Linked DNA regions of Homo sapiens: all the other regions are linked to region 3. A link is a contact called in ENCODE Hi-C or POLR2A ChIA-PET data. All regions are on one chromosome and are shown on one strand. The core of a region is the stretch at or near the end of the contact, and the rest is flanking DNA. Distances in the headings are between cores, read along the strand shown. Region 1 overlaps ITGA11 (integrin subunit alpha 11). Region 2 overlaps PIAS1 (protein inhibitor of activated STAT 1). Region 3 holds the start of SKOR1-AS1 (SKOR1 antisense RNA 1).

Region 1 (4,617 bases), core at 908-3,407, 460 kb before region 3:
CCTCCCAGACTTCTCCAGGCCGGTTTCATTGTTAACCGTCTTACACTCTGACATCAGCCAAGGCGTCTCCATTCTGTTCTTGTGCCATTCATGTCTTGGATTCCCAGTAAGTAGAACCTTGGAAATAATTTGATCTTGTTTTTGCATAAATGAGGACACTCAGAACCAGGAAGAGCCCTAGGCTCCCACAGCAAAACCAAAACTAAACCCAGGACTGCTATTTCCCAAGCCAGATTCTGTTATTCGAGCCCAGCCTTAGAAGGGCTTGATGTGGAGCAAAAGGTGAAAATGGTGAAACTAAAATTTGAGTATCAAAACCCATTGCCTTCTAATAGAATCAGAAGGAAATGTTGCTAAATCATATTCCATTTCCGTCATCACTCTTATGAATGGGGTAACCTGGCTAAATGAGAATTAATGAACCCACACTCATAAGTTTTCATTGACTTAGCACCAAGTCGTCCATCAAATATCATCAGATCTGAGAATGCTCTTATGGATATCTGATTTTTAGAGGCTGGCATTCATATTTTTAAAAACTGCCACCTGTGACCACACTGCAGGCCAAACAGAATGTACCTGCTGGTCAGATGCAGCCCAGAGGTCACTGAATTGCAACCTCTGGACTCTCGGTCAGAGGCAAGCAGCCCTTATTCCAGAACTCCACAGTCCTTCACACCCTTCCCCAGACCTACACCAAGACCAACTAAGTGGTCAAAAGGTGGACAAACTGAGAGTTGTATCAAGGCCCTTAGCCTCTCAATTTGTTATCAAGTTTCCCTTTCTGAATCTATTTACCCTGAAGTATAAATACCCAAGATGAGCCTTAAGAGTGCCTGGTAGAGCAAACAAAGATGCATCTTATAGGGAGCAAAGTCTATGCTAACGCAGTGTTTCTCAATCCTGGCTGCACCTTTGAACCACGGGAGCTTTAAAAGTGACCACTGCAAGGGCCCTACCCACTATGGATCCCAATTTCATTGGTTGGGAGAGGGGCCAAGTTTGTTTCCAACTTCCCCAGATGACTCTAATGGCTGAGAGTTGCAATCAACAGGTAAGTGAATATCCAGGCTGTAAGATGAAGAAAGAGGGGGTTGTGCCCAAGCCCACTGTGCCTCATAAAGCAGATGATCTCTGCAGCGCTGCGCTTCTCAAAGAGTGGTCCCAGGACTGCCTCAGTCAGACCACAGACTCCTAAGTTCCTCCTCAGACTTCATGGATCCAAGCTCTGTGAGGTAATTCTAAGCACATTAAACTTGTAGAACAGCCATCTGGATTTAATATTACATAATAGCTATAATATTCTGCTATTCTCTAATCTTCAATGTCAGTTTCTTAAACTGTCAGGCCTGTCTTTAGATGCCCTTCAACTGTGCTGGGGACTATCTTGATGGCAGCCAGCAAAGAAAATCAGCAAAAACCCCAGTGGAGTTTCTGGGTTTTACTTTTGTTAAGGAAGGTGATGGTTTCTTGACATGACAGGTATCTAGGTGGAAAGGGCAAAGTGCTAATGCAAACACAATGGAGACACTATGGAATAGCTCTGCCTAGGGACATGTGGAAGAGCTTCTAGGAGACAGTGTGGACCTTTCCATCCCTAGAGGTCTTCACAAGATAAATTCCTACCTCCGTCAGTATTCAAAAGGTTTTAGCATCAATACTGTCTGAGAATAAGACATTAGACTTGAGTCAGTCCCCTGGCTTCAATCCCAGGATGCCAAGCAGCCTCTAATGGAGACCGCTGGCTTAATCGTGCTCCTTTCCTGGCATAACAACTCACTGCACCCATGCCTCACCACCACGAAGCAGTCTCCTCACCACCCAAATGTGCCTTGGGTGACTTAAATACAGCCATTAGTATGAATGGTCCCCTGTTTTTATTCAACACCACACCAGTCTTTGCTTTTACCTTCGGCTAATGTGGTTCCAGCCTTTTATCCTGCACTCCTTCTTATAATTTAAAAAAAAAAAAAACTCCCCTACTATCTTTATGTTAATATTAACATCAACTAGGTTCTTCTCAAAGGACAGCCAGGCCTAACTGGCCACGTTAAAATCTGCACAGTGCTTTTGTGTCACTGTCTATTCTATTAGTTTCAACATCATGCTAAAATAGGACAGCATGTTCCAAAACTGAAACTGAAACAGGAACGGAGCCTTGCTGATTTAGCATGAGGAGGGAATTGTAAGCCTTGCACCTGGACACTAAAACTTTTCAATAAGATGTATGCTAAGCCGTACCTAGCAAACTTACCAGGTCCAAAGTAGAGTACAAGCAGAAAGTTATTTTTAAAGGATGGGCACTATCCTTGAGGGACTTACCCTTTCTAATCAGCTTTGCATGGTTTGTTTTGAGACAGTGTCTCACTCTGTTGCCCAGGCTAGAGTGCAGCGGCACCATCACAGCTCACGGCAGCCTCTGCCTCCCGGGCTCAAGCAATCCCACCTCAGTTTCCCAAGTAGCTGGGACTACAGGCACACACCACACTCAGCTAATTTTAGTATTTTTTGTAGAGACAGGGTCTCGCCATGTTGCCCAGGCTGGTCTCAAACTCCTGGATTATCTCCCTGGCCCTGCATTAAAAAAGATGTGCAACAACTTAGTGATGTGTCTGAAATGTTTTCAGAAGGTGGCCCAAGTCAGAGTCAAAAAATTTTTTTATTTGGAAAATTAGAGGAAATACAGAAAATCAAATTTCAAATAGATGCATCTAAATGGAGAACAAGCTTATCAAGGACAGAGTCCATCTTTCTTATTTTTATTTTTGAGACAGGGTCTTGCTCTGTCACCCAGGCTAGAGTGCAGCGGCACAATCACAGCTCCCTGCAGCCTCGACCTCCTGGACTTCAGTGATCCTCCCACCTCAGCCTCTTGAGTAGCTGGGACTACAGACATGCACCACCATGCCCAGCTAATTTTTTTTTTAATTTTGTGCAGAGAGGGGGTCTCACTTTGTTGCCCACACTGGTCTCTCTTATTTTTGTATGCATATCTGTGGTGCAGTGCCTGAAATACAGTAGGTGTTCAATAAGCGCCAACATGCAAGAGTATCTTGCCATTGATTAAGGCAAAAGCAAAACCCCAGTCCGCCCCTCTGATGGACTGAGCACACCAAATTTCTAAAGCACAGGCAAATTAGAAAATATAATTTTGTCTAAACTTGCCAACAAGCTAAGGTTTTGTGAACCACCTAAAATTTGCCTCTCTCATACTGAAATTTTCTAGGTCAAGTATCTGAAGGAATACACTACTGCCAGTATTTTCTTTGGTGATCTGTCATATACAGCAGACATTACTTGAAACAAAGAAAAAAATGTTTTAAAACCTGTCTGGATGATTTCCGCAGTCTCACTAGGTTATTGCAGCCAGGGAGTGACCTAGCAGAGATCTGAAGGTGAGCTTCCCTAGTACTGGCATCTCACAGTGAAAGAGCACTGTTCAGTGGGTCAAGAGACCCAGAGCCTACTCTCAGTTACGACACACATAGTCCTTGTGTGGCCTTTCTGGGCTTGTGTCCTGAACTATAAAATGAGAGGGTGGCACTAAATGTTTTTTTCAGATCTCTATAGAGGCTGGAATGGCCACAGAGAATCTAAATTTGAAAACAAACATGTCCTGAGGGTGTGCTCCAATACCACCCTTTAATACTCTCCTGAGATGTGAAGGCTGGAAATGAGAATGCCATATTATTGTTACTTGCAAACGATTAGTGTATCTGGGACATCCAAAAGAAGTAACTGAAAATTTATTTCTTTAAAAACAAAAAAAACCATTACAGTGCTTTTGTAAAAACATTAATATTTAGAAGTACGTAGTGGTAATAAAAGGAAAATAGTTGTAAGACCTTCATTAAAAAGAAAAACCTAAAAAAAAAAACAAAACAAAACTCTGGATACAGGTGTATGATTTACCTAACCAGACATAGCTTTCTTTTGGATAAAAAAAAAAAAAAAAAAAAAGCTCAGAAGTGCAGAACTGTACAGATGTCCCTAAATCTATTAATTCAATGCTAAACGAAATAATCTCTTAACATGATAAAATTACACCAAACTTCATCTGGAAAAATAAACACGTAATAATGAAAAAAGTTAGCCACTCCCACCTCCCCACTTAAAAAAGACAAATGAAGAAATACTAGTCCAAGGCCAGGTGTGGTGGCTCACATCTGTAATCCCAACACTTTGAGAGGCTGAGGTGGGAGGACTGCTTGAACCCAGGAGTTCAAGACCAGCCTAGGCATCATGGCAAAACCCCATCTCTACAAAAAATACCAAAATAAAAAGAATTAGCTGGGCATGGTGGCACATACCTGTAGTCCCAGCTACTTGGGAGGCTGAGGTGAGAGGATCACTTGAGCCCGGAAGATCAAGGCGACAGTAAGCCATGATGGCACCACTGCACTCCAGCCTGGGTGACAGAATGAAACCCTGTCTCAAAAAACAAACAAACAAAAACCAAACAAATTATAGGAAAATCAACATTTTAAACCAAAGAAGAGAAGGAGAAAGAAGGGAAGGGAAGCCATAAAAGTGTCTTTTTCAAATAGATCATGGGGGAAAAAAAAAAAAAGTATGACTTGGAATAGAGACAGCCTTACAAGCAGGATCTAAAACTCA
Region 2 (4,647 bases), core at 1,871-4,370, 280 kb before region 3:
AGGCCATGCATAGTAAGACAAATATCTCACGATTTCATCCACATGTGGAATCTGAAAGGCTGTTCTCACAGAAGTAGAGAATAGAATAGGGGTACGAGAACTCTGGGGAGGACAGAGGGAAGAGAAATAGGCAGAGATTGGTCCACAAGTACAAAGCTACAGTTAGATAGATAAATTCTCGTGTTCTAACGCATGGTAGCATAACTAGAGTTAACAATAATGTATTGCATATTTCAAAATAGCAAGAAGGGGCCAGGCATGGCAGCTCACACCTGTAATCCCAGCACTCTGGGAGGCCAAGGCAGGTGGATCACCTGAGGTCAGGAGTTCGAGACCAGCCTGGCCAACATGGTGAAACCCCAACTCTACTAAAAATACAAATTAGCCAGGTGTGGTGGCGCACACCTGTAGTCCCAGCTACTCGGGAGGCTGAGGGAGGAGAAATACTTGAACCCGGGAGGCAGAGGCTGCAGTGAAACAGTATCATGCCACTGTACTCCAGCCTGGGCAAGACAGAATGAGACTTTGTCTCAAGAAACGAAACAGCAACAAAAAAACAAAAACAACAACAAAAAAACGCTAGAAGGGAGGTTTTTCAATGTCCTCATCACAAACAGACAATGAATGTTTAAGGCCTCATGCAAATTATTCTGACCTGAACACTACACAATTTATACATGTACTGAAACATCACATTGTACGCCATAAATATGTACAATTTTTATGTGTTAGTTTAAAAAACAAGAACTATATCAGGAAAATGCCCAAATATTTGGGAACTATTACACTTCTAAATAACCCCTGGGTCAAAGATATCAAAAGGAAAACTACAAAATATTTTGAACTGAATGAAAATGAAAACAAAAAATATCACAAGTTGTGGGATACAGCTAAAGCAGTATTTAGAGAGAAATTTACAGCTCTAAAATGCCTATATTAGAAAAAAAAGGTCTTAAATCAATGGTTTCAGTTTATACCTTAAGAAACTAAAAAAAGAGAAGAGAAATGAAACCCAAAGGAATCAGGAGAAAGAAAATAATAAAGATCAGAGCAGAAAATAATCAAATTGAAAAACAAAAATATAGAAAAATCAGTGACACCAAAAGCTGGTTTCTTCTTGAAAATCAAAATGAAATCTCTAGCAAGACTAATCAAGAGAACAAAGAAGAAAAGACATAGATTGTCGATATCAGGAATAAGAGGTTATATCACTACATATTCTATGGATGTGAAGAGAATATTATTAATATTTGGCGTACCTTTATGACAAAAACTTATAACTCAGCAAGAATGGACAAATGTCTTAAGACAAAAAACTACCAAAGTTTACTTAAGAAAAAAGATAACCTGAATAGCCCTACAAGAATCTGAATTTGTAATTTGATAACTTCTCTGAAAGAAAACTCTAGGCCCATGTGTATTCTCGGGGGACTTCTACCAAATACTTAAGAAAAAAATAATACCAACCCTACATAAATGTTTTCAAAACACTGAAGAATTCTACCTGACAAGAAAAAATATTGATTCTACACAAACTCTTCCCCATCCTCGCCAAAAAAAAATGGAAAAGAAAGAAATGCTTAACTCATTCTATGAAGCCAGTACTACTTTGGTACCAAAATGAGACCAAGACCTTATTAGACAAAAAATTACCAACCATTTACCTGTCATGAACATAAATGCAAACACTCTTAATAAAACTTTAGCAAATAAAATCCAACCATATGGAAAAACAATAATTTATCATAACTAAGGGAGATTTGTTGCAAAAATACAAGGCTGGTTCACCATTCAAAAATCAAGTCACCATATTAACGCACTAAAAAAGAAACACCATATTAACAGCTCAATAGATGAGGAAAACGCATTTGACAAAAACCCAACAACCATTCCTAATAAACACTCTCCAGAAACCAGGAATAGAAGTAAACATCTTCAAATCGATAATAGACAGCTATGAAAATTTACAGGAAACACTTTACTGAGACGTGAAAGAATCAATGTTTTCCCTCAAAAATTAGGAATGAGGCAGTGACATCCACTCTTACCATTTCTATTCAACATTATACTGAAGGTTCTTGCCAGCACAATAAAGCAAGAAAAATGCATCAAGACTGGAAAAGAGTAAAACTGTCTATTCATAGAAAATATGACCTATGTAGAAAATTCAATAGAATCTACAAAACGCTTCTAGAACAATCGAATTTAGCAAGGTGAAGATGCTATACAAAAACCAGTCGTATTTCCATATAATAACAGCAAACAATCAGAAACTGAAATAAAAAAAATACCATTTACAGTATAGCACCATGTACTGTGGAAGAGAGTTTGACAGTTTCTTACAAAGCTAAACATACTCTTACCATATAGTCCCACAATCACACTCCTTAGTATTTACCTAAAGGAGCTGAAAACATATGTCCACATAAAGCCCTCCACATGGATGCTTACAGCACCTTTATTTATACTGCCAAAACCTGGAAGCAACCAAGATGTCCTTCATTAAGGGTAAAAACAGAAGTCCCTCAAATTTTCACTTATCCTATGGCATCGTTTTGGGGAAAGATGAAATGTTCTAGTGGTGTTCATAATTAAGGGTACTTACAATGGTCATGGGGGATCTCTCTTGTGAATATTAAGAGCCTATTATGAGAGAAGATTTGTAACACCATCTCCCCGTAAGTATTAATTATCAAAGTTTCATCTCCAAGAAAGAAGAGAACTGCCCACAATAAGCAGAATATAATTACAACTCAAAATACATAAAAAGTGCAGAAAGAAAAGTTAAGGTTTTAGAAATTTCATCTTTTATATTGTTCCACAGAGAAACGAACTAGATCAAAAATAAAAAGACGAATCATGTTGCAATTTACATAAACTCAAAACATTGGAAGTAAAAAAAAAATCTAGATACATAAAATAATTGAGATTCTGATGATAGAAACACTGAGCTAATCTAAGAGGCTGTACTTTCAATTGCTCTAAAAATATTTGCTATTCCACCTCACCAGCAGAAAGAAAAGCTAAAAATAGTCATCTTTCTGTTATAGAATATTTCTTGCTGTCTTAGGGAAAGTGAAACTAAAGTTCCTATCTACGAATGTCAGCCTTACAATCTTTAATGAACCCTCTGACTTAGTCAAACAAAAACTTGACAACTATGTAATTTTTTAAAATATAGCTGGAATGATATAGTTTCATCATTAGGCTGTCAGCTCCCATTAAGAAAGAAGACTGCAGAAAATATGTTTTCTCCAATTCATATACTAAATCATTAACAAATTCATATTGCTTTGACTATCTTTAAATGGGAATTTTTAAAGGAAAGAATACTTAATGATATGAGAATACAGTCATAAAATATTAAGTGAAAAAGACAAGATATAAACATGAAGTATAGAGCATAAATAAGCAAATTTACATATTATGCGTTGAAAGATTGAAAAAGGCAGCAAAAATTGACTCCTTTGTAACTTTTATTTACAAAATTCTTCACATTGAGCATATGTATTGTTTTTATAATAATTTGCTTTTTATACCTTATACAAAACCAATATACTATACATGTATATAAGTGTGTGTGTGTGTGTGTGTGTGTGTGTGTGTATGAAATATATGCAGTCGTTTGCTAGAGCAAGAGAGAGACAGAGAGAGATCCTATTGCTAGATTTCTGAATTTTCAAGGTTGCAAATATTTCACAATAAATTGTGGCTAAAGTTCTTTGGAGTACAACAAAAATTACACATGAATTTTCCATTCATACAGAAATTACCTATACTAAGAAACAGGAAACAATTCCAACATGTAATACTATTAAACTTTAGCACTGTAAAACCCTTTGATTTCATTTTTATCACATCCTTTTATCAGGTTCCTAATAAGCCCATCCTTAATAAGCTTGCCTTATACTTTTCATCACCTTTTTTCTCTGGAGTTTAACTCTACCTATCCTAGTTATTCTAACTTTACATTATTCCTCAGATTAGTTTACTGAGTTAGTAGCTGGTCTCCTGGTAGACTTAATCAAAGGAGTCTATAAAGACTCCCAAGCAGCTCAGGAGTTAAAAGTATGGTAAATACACTTTATCTGGCTCATCTATTCTCTCACAGCTGGCAGACCATTAGGCTGTTTTAAGTCCAGCAGGGTTATGAAACAGGACTGGGTCAGTTCAAGCCAGCCAGCTATGAACCAAGTCTAATGATCAATGTTTGAATGTAAAACCAGAAAAAGTAAGCAGACTATAATTGGGATATTGATTTTCTTTCTTTTGCAAAACTTTCATTTTCTTTTTTTGTTGTTGTTAATGCAAGCATTCCAAGTTTTAAAAGAACATCTAAAATTGTACTACTTGACAGCAGCTGAAAAACATTTTGGTATACAATCTTCTAGGCATTTTCCTATACATACATTGATATGTACCTATGTATGTGCACACATATAACCACATGCATGTAATATACTTTGTTCCCCACAAAATTTGCATTGAATACACTTCTTAAAACATATTAAAGTCTTTCCATGTTAATAAACATATCTTTAATGGCAACTTGATGTGAAAAAAGTTTAAAATAATTTCAAATAAATAAACAAACCAATGTCATCATTTTAAGTAGCTACTTGGTATTCTACCATATAGATGTAGCAT
Region 3 (4,563 bases), core at 1,344-3,843:
ACTGCTGGGAGCAGCAACTACCACCACAGTGGTCTCCCGGGAAGGGCTGGCCCAGATGGGTGACACTGAGTCAGGTGGTTGCAAGGTCCTCTGCCTGGATCTCGGTCCCCGTCCCCTCAGCGCTGCCGCCGTTATCATCAATGACAGCTCCAATGTCACCTTCTCTCTTGCCCCACTGAAGTGGCCATCATCCCCCAGGCACTTTCTATGCCACACTTTCACAGCACACGTCTCGGCATCCAGAGGGCTCTTTCATGTCTGCCTGGCTCCCCTGCTGGAACCGAGCTCCATGACCATAGCAACCCTGCCCACTCACGCATCCCTGAAGCCCGGGTGCTGACACCACAGATGTTCAATATTTGTTGAAGGAATGGAAGTAGGAAGGAAAGTCTGAGCTGGTCAGGGCTTCTGGAGTAACTCTAACAAGGAAAGCGGAGGCTGCACTTGTGGTCTCAAATCTTTTCCAAACTCCACTGCGTAAAAAAAAAAAAAAAAAAAAAAAAAAAAAGTCTTTGAAACCAGACTCGCATCCAAATCCCAACTACTTTAACCAGTGGCAGGATCACTGGAGCAGATGGTTTAACCTCCCAGAGCCTGTTTGCTAAACTGCAAAATGGGGGAAATGATACCATTTAGGTTAAGCGCCTGGCTCTTTCTAAATGTTGGCTCAAACGGTGGTGACCCTTCCCAGACTTCCACCACTACTGGAAGTTTGCGTCCCAAAGCAGACACCCTCATCGCCTTGGCTCCGAATGCAGAGAGCTAGTTCCGAGAAGCCGAGGGGAAGCTGAAGGCGCGCCCTGGCCAACCCTCCCCACGATCCCCCGCCGCAACCCCTGTCGGCCCCTTCCAGCCCACAGTGGGTGGCCCCAGGCCTCGCTAGGGTCACGTCTCTCGGGTCCCCGCGCAGGGAAGGGTCCAACCAGCGACTCGCAACCTTTTCGGGGTCCCGAGTCCAACACCCGTGGGAATCCCATGGGCACCATGGCCCCTCGCTCCAAAAATGCTTTCGCGTCGCGCAGACACTGCTCGGTAGTTTCGGGGATCAGCGTTTGAGTAAGAGCCCGCGTCTGAACCCTCCGCGCCGCCCCGGCCCCAGTGGAAAGACGCGCAGGCAAAACGCACCACGTGACGGAGCGTGACCGCGCGCCGAGCGCGCGCCAAGGTCGGGCAGGAAGAGGGCCTATTTCCCATGATTCCTTCATATTTGCATATACGATACAAGGCTGTTAGAGAGATAATTAGAATTAATTTGACTGTAAACACAAAGATATTAGTACAAAATACGTGACGTAGAAAGTAATAATTTCTTGGGTAGTTTGCAGTTTTAAAATTATGTTTTAAAATGGACTATCATATGCTTACCGTAACTTGAAAGTATTTCGATTTCTTGGCTTTATATATCTTGTGGAAAGGACGAAACACCGTGCTCGCTTCGGCAGCACATATACTAAAATTGGAACGATACAGAGAAGATTAGCATGGCCCCTGCGCAAGGATGACACGCAAATTCGTGAAGCGTTCCATATTTTTACATCAGGTTGTTTTTCTGTTTTTACATCAGGTTGTTTTTCTGTTTGGTTTTTTTTTTACACCACGTTTATACGCCGGTGCACGGTTTACCACTGAAAACACCTTTCATCTACAGGTGATATCTTTTAACACAAATAAAATGTAGTAGTCCTAGGAGACGGAATAGAAGGAGGTGGGGCCTAGGCAGATTCATCTCTGCGGTGCATTTTGCCTCTGGCCCTCGGGCCCTAGTTTGCGATCTTTCCCATCTTGCCTCTGCTTCCCTCTGCACAATCCTGAGTATTGCAGTACCTTACACTTAAGGAAATTTCGTCTTGCCAAAGTTGATCCATTTCAGCTCCGAAACATAACAGGAACTAGTGCAACGATAAACGTATGAGGAACTTGCAATAAGAGTGACAGAATCCTTTGAATCAAAAAAAAAAAAAAAGCCACCACTTAATGAGTATCTACCATATGTCAAGGGCTTCACCAATATTTCATTGAAATATTCCAGACCAAATAAATAAATAATAAAAGAAAAAAAGAAAAGGGGGAGGGGGCAGAAAAATAAAATAATGTTTAAAAAATTCCTGACAGCCCCACCCTGTGGGTTTTACTGTTTTACTGTCATCATTTTACACCAATCACTGAGAGGTAAAGCCTGATAAGACTTACAGAGGCACAGACCCTGAAAAGATCGGGACCCAGGTCTCAGGTAATTGAGTTACAAAAACACAGTCCCGAGTGGTAAGACAAAGAGGAAACAAAGTCCAACCACGTTCAGATTTCCTGCGATGACTTAGGCAATGTTTTCTGAAATATCTTTCCAACAGAAAAATGGTGCAACTGCTTTGCTAGTGCTTCAGCATGCACGTGGGCCCTGCGGCCACTGGGACCTCAGTCGATCTGCCGGGAGCGGCCGCACAGCTCCCAGCCTCCAGGCGCGCCGCAGGAGGACTGTTAGGCTCGAAGCCCCGGAGCCACCCAGGGACAGCGGCGGGTACTCTACCAGCGGGCGCTGGGAGCTGCCGGGCAGCATTCCATTCAGGACTCATTCCTTTTCTCTTCAGTGGAAGTGAAATGATCCTTTCCAGGTAACAGCCGAGCATAGGGGACTGCGGGACATCTCCGCCTCTTCCTTGGCTCTGGGCCTTCGATGTAAGGCGTTAGAGGACAATCTTTGTTGGCTGGATTTCTGTTCTTCCCCTAGAGATATCTGGTTCTTTGGAGGCCACTTGGGCAATTGGGTGAGTAGTTTTAAATGTCTCCCTTGGGATGCCAAATAAGAAAACGACCAATGTCGATGTGGCTCCCTCTCTTTCAGCACAGACAACCCATCAGACTGGAATATTATTAGTCTACGTATGTGGAAGGGGGTGTTATGGGGAGTAAAATAGAATCCAAGAGTGAAGGACTTGGCCCAAAAAGGACTGTTGAGATTGTTCTAAAGAAACTGGTCGGGCGCAGTGGCTCACGCCTGTAATCCTAGTACTTTGGGAGGCTGAGCTGGGAGGATACCGAGGTCAGGGGTTCGAGACCAGTCTGGCCAACAAGGTGAAGCCCTGTCGCTACTTAAAAGAAAAGAAAAGATTAGAACAGAAATTAGGAAAAAGACAGGCAGTTCCTAGCCCCAGAAAATCCAGAGACCTGGCTGACTTCCTTTCCTCTGCACTAACCTGCTGAGGGAACTTGGGCAAGTCTTCGCCTCTTTGGACACATAGAGTCAATGCATTGGCGTTGCAGGATGCCCTTCCAACCTCTGTGCTTCTAGATTCTTATGAATGTGTCTCCAGAAACTCAATAGTCCATGCATTGGCGTTGCAGGATGCCCTTCCAACCTCTGTGCTTGTAGATTCTTATGAATGTGTCTTCAGAAAGCTCAATAGTCCAGGCTTGAAAAAGCACCGGTTTGTCCTCCTTTCTGGGCCCCCTTTCTGGGCCCCTGGAGGAGAGGAGGGTGATGGACTGGGGTACATTTTGGGACTCTAAAAGCATTCCTGGCTTGAGTCTCAGGAAAGTGAATTCAGAGGGAGTTGTAATCTTTGCAAACACCAATACAATAGCACTTCTTGTATGCCAGGAGCTGTTCTCAGTGCTTTACATATATTAACAGAAAACAGTTCTATGAAGTAGGTACTGTTAATCTCCCTATGTTATAGATGAGGAAGCTAAGGCACAGAGAGATTCAACAACTTGCCCAATGTCACTCATCAATGACAGGGCAGCATTGAGACCTCAGTAAATCTGGCTCCAGAGTTTGTGCTCTTAGCCAAGCATCTGAGGATGGAGAGAGGAGATGAGGCTGTTTAGAATTCATGGGAAGAGCATGCAGATCCAGTTCTGCTTTTGTTGGTGTTCTGAATTCAAGGCAGGAGTCACATGTTTGCAACGGATCAAGGCTTTAGAGCAGGGTAGCTACGAATGGGTGGACCTGTGTGCCAGTGACCTGGAAAAGTATGACGGAGTGAAGGAATACCCCCTTTAGGACACAGTTGGAACAGGAACAAAGTTTTCCTTTTCTAGGTTAACAATCACTTACCTGATACCTGCTCCCAAAACGAATCCTATTGATGAAGGATCTTCTTTCTGAGCAGTAAACCTGTGTTTAATTAACCTTATGCAAATGAGCTTAATTGCTTATCAGTGGCTGTTGTCCAGAAGCACCTAGGGATTCCTTCCCTCAGACATTTTCAGCACCTAGATGAACCGCAAAGTTGGAAGCCTTTCATCTACACATGTGTTGTGTGCCTGTGGAGCCCTGGGCCCTGTGTTGAAGATTGCAAGGAAAAGCAAGGTGTGACCCCTGCTGTGGACTTACTTTCAGTCTTAGGGCAACAGACACTTACAACCAAGAATAACAAAGGGAGGTGAGTGCCCTGCTAGCCTCATGAACCGAGTGCCACTAGAACACAGAGTCACCTGTGCTCCAGGAGTTAAGGGGTCTTCTAAGTGGTGCTTTTGCACACAGGTTACCCTGATTTGCAGAGGAAATGGAGATGGGAAGGGACTTACTGCTTTCTCCCGTGGGGGTGAAAAATAAACCCACTT

The links. A loop is a pair of places that touch in the nucleus more often than their neighbours do. ChIA-PET counts read pairs that join two places held with the same protein, here RNA polymerase II (POLR2A). Pooled maps may share reads with other maps.
Region 1: a loop to region 3 is called in a pooled map, with 6 times the contacts of the local background. The contact joins the enhancer-like site here to the promoter of SKOR1-AS1 in region 3. A Hi-C loop is called at or near these places in 2 of 37 single-sample maps with no recorded cell type and 4 of 50 pooled maps. POLR2A ChIA-PET finds 5 or more read pairs at or near these places in 1 of 52 experiments (GM10248).
Region 2: a pooled map shows a loop between it and region 3 (3-fold over the local background). The contact joins the enhancer-like site here to the promoter of SKOR1-AS1 in region 3. A Hi-C loop is called at or near these places in 4 of 50 pooled maps. POLR2A ChIA-PET finds 5 or more read pairs at or near these places in 4 of 52 experiments (GM10248, GM12878, activated T-cell and 1 more).

The regions. Positions count from the first base shown.
Region 1 is chr15:68,296,776-68,301,392 of GRCh38, reverse strand. ITGA11 (integrin subunit alpha 11) reads left to right here. Exons shown (of 30, transcript NM_001004439.2): 30 at 1-4,617. Among named protein-coding and RNA genes, the nearest start is that of FEM1B, 21 kb to the right of the region's middle. Within about 2 kb of position 2,157, at least 14 of the 41 ENCODE cell types and tissues checked have a DNase peak (open chromatin) inside an H3K27ac peak, as active enhancers do.
Region 2 is chr15:68,112,989-68,117,635 of GRCh38, reverse strand. All of the region lies in intron 2 of PIAS1 (protein inhibitor of activated STAT 1), which reads right to left. Among named protein-coding and RNA genes, the nearest start is that of PIAS1, 61 kb to the right of the region's middle. Within about 2 kb of position 3,120, at least 3 of the 41 ENCODE cell types and tissues checked have a DNase peak (open chromatin) inside an H3K27ac peak, as active enhancers do.
Region 3 is chr15:67,836,909-67,841,471 of GRCh38, reverse strand. SKOR1-AS1 (SKOR1 antisense RNA 1) reads left to right here and starts at 2,593. Exons shown (of 3, transcript NR_120345.1): 1 at 2,593-2,762; 2 at 4,039-4,382. It overlaps RNU6-1 (RNA, U6 small nuclear 1), which reads left to right and starts at 1,427; the gene lies at 1,427-1,533. RefSeq lists enhancers at 1-536, 1,032-1,081, 537-1,489, 4,113-4,563.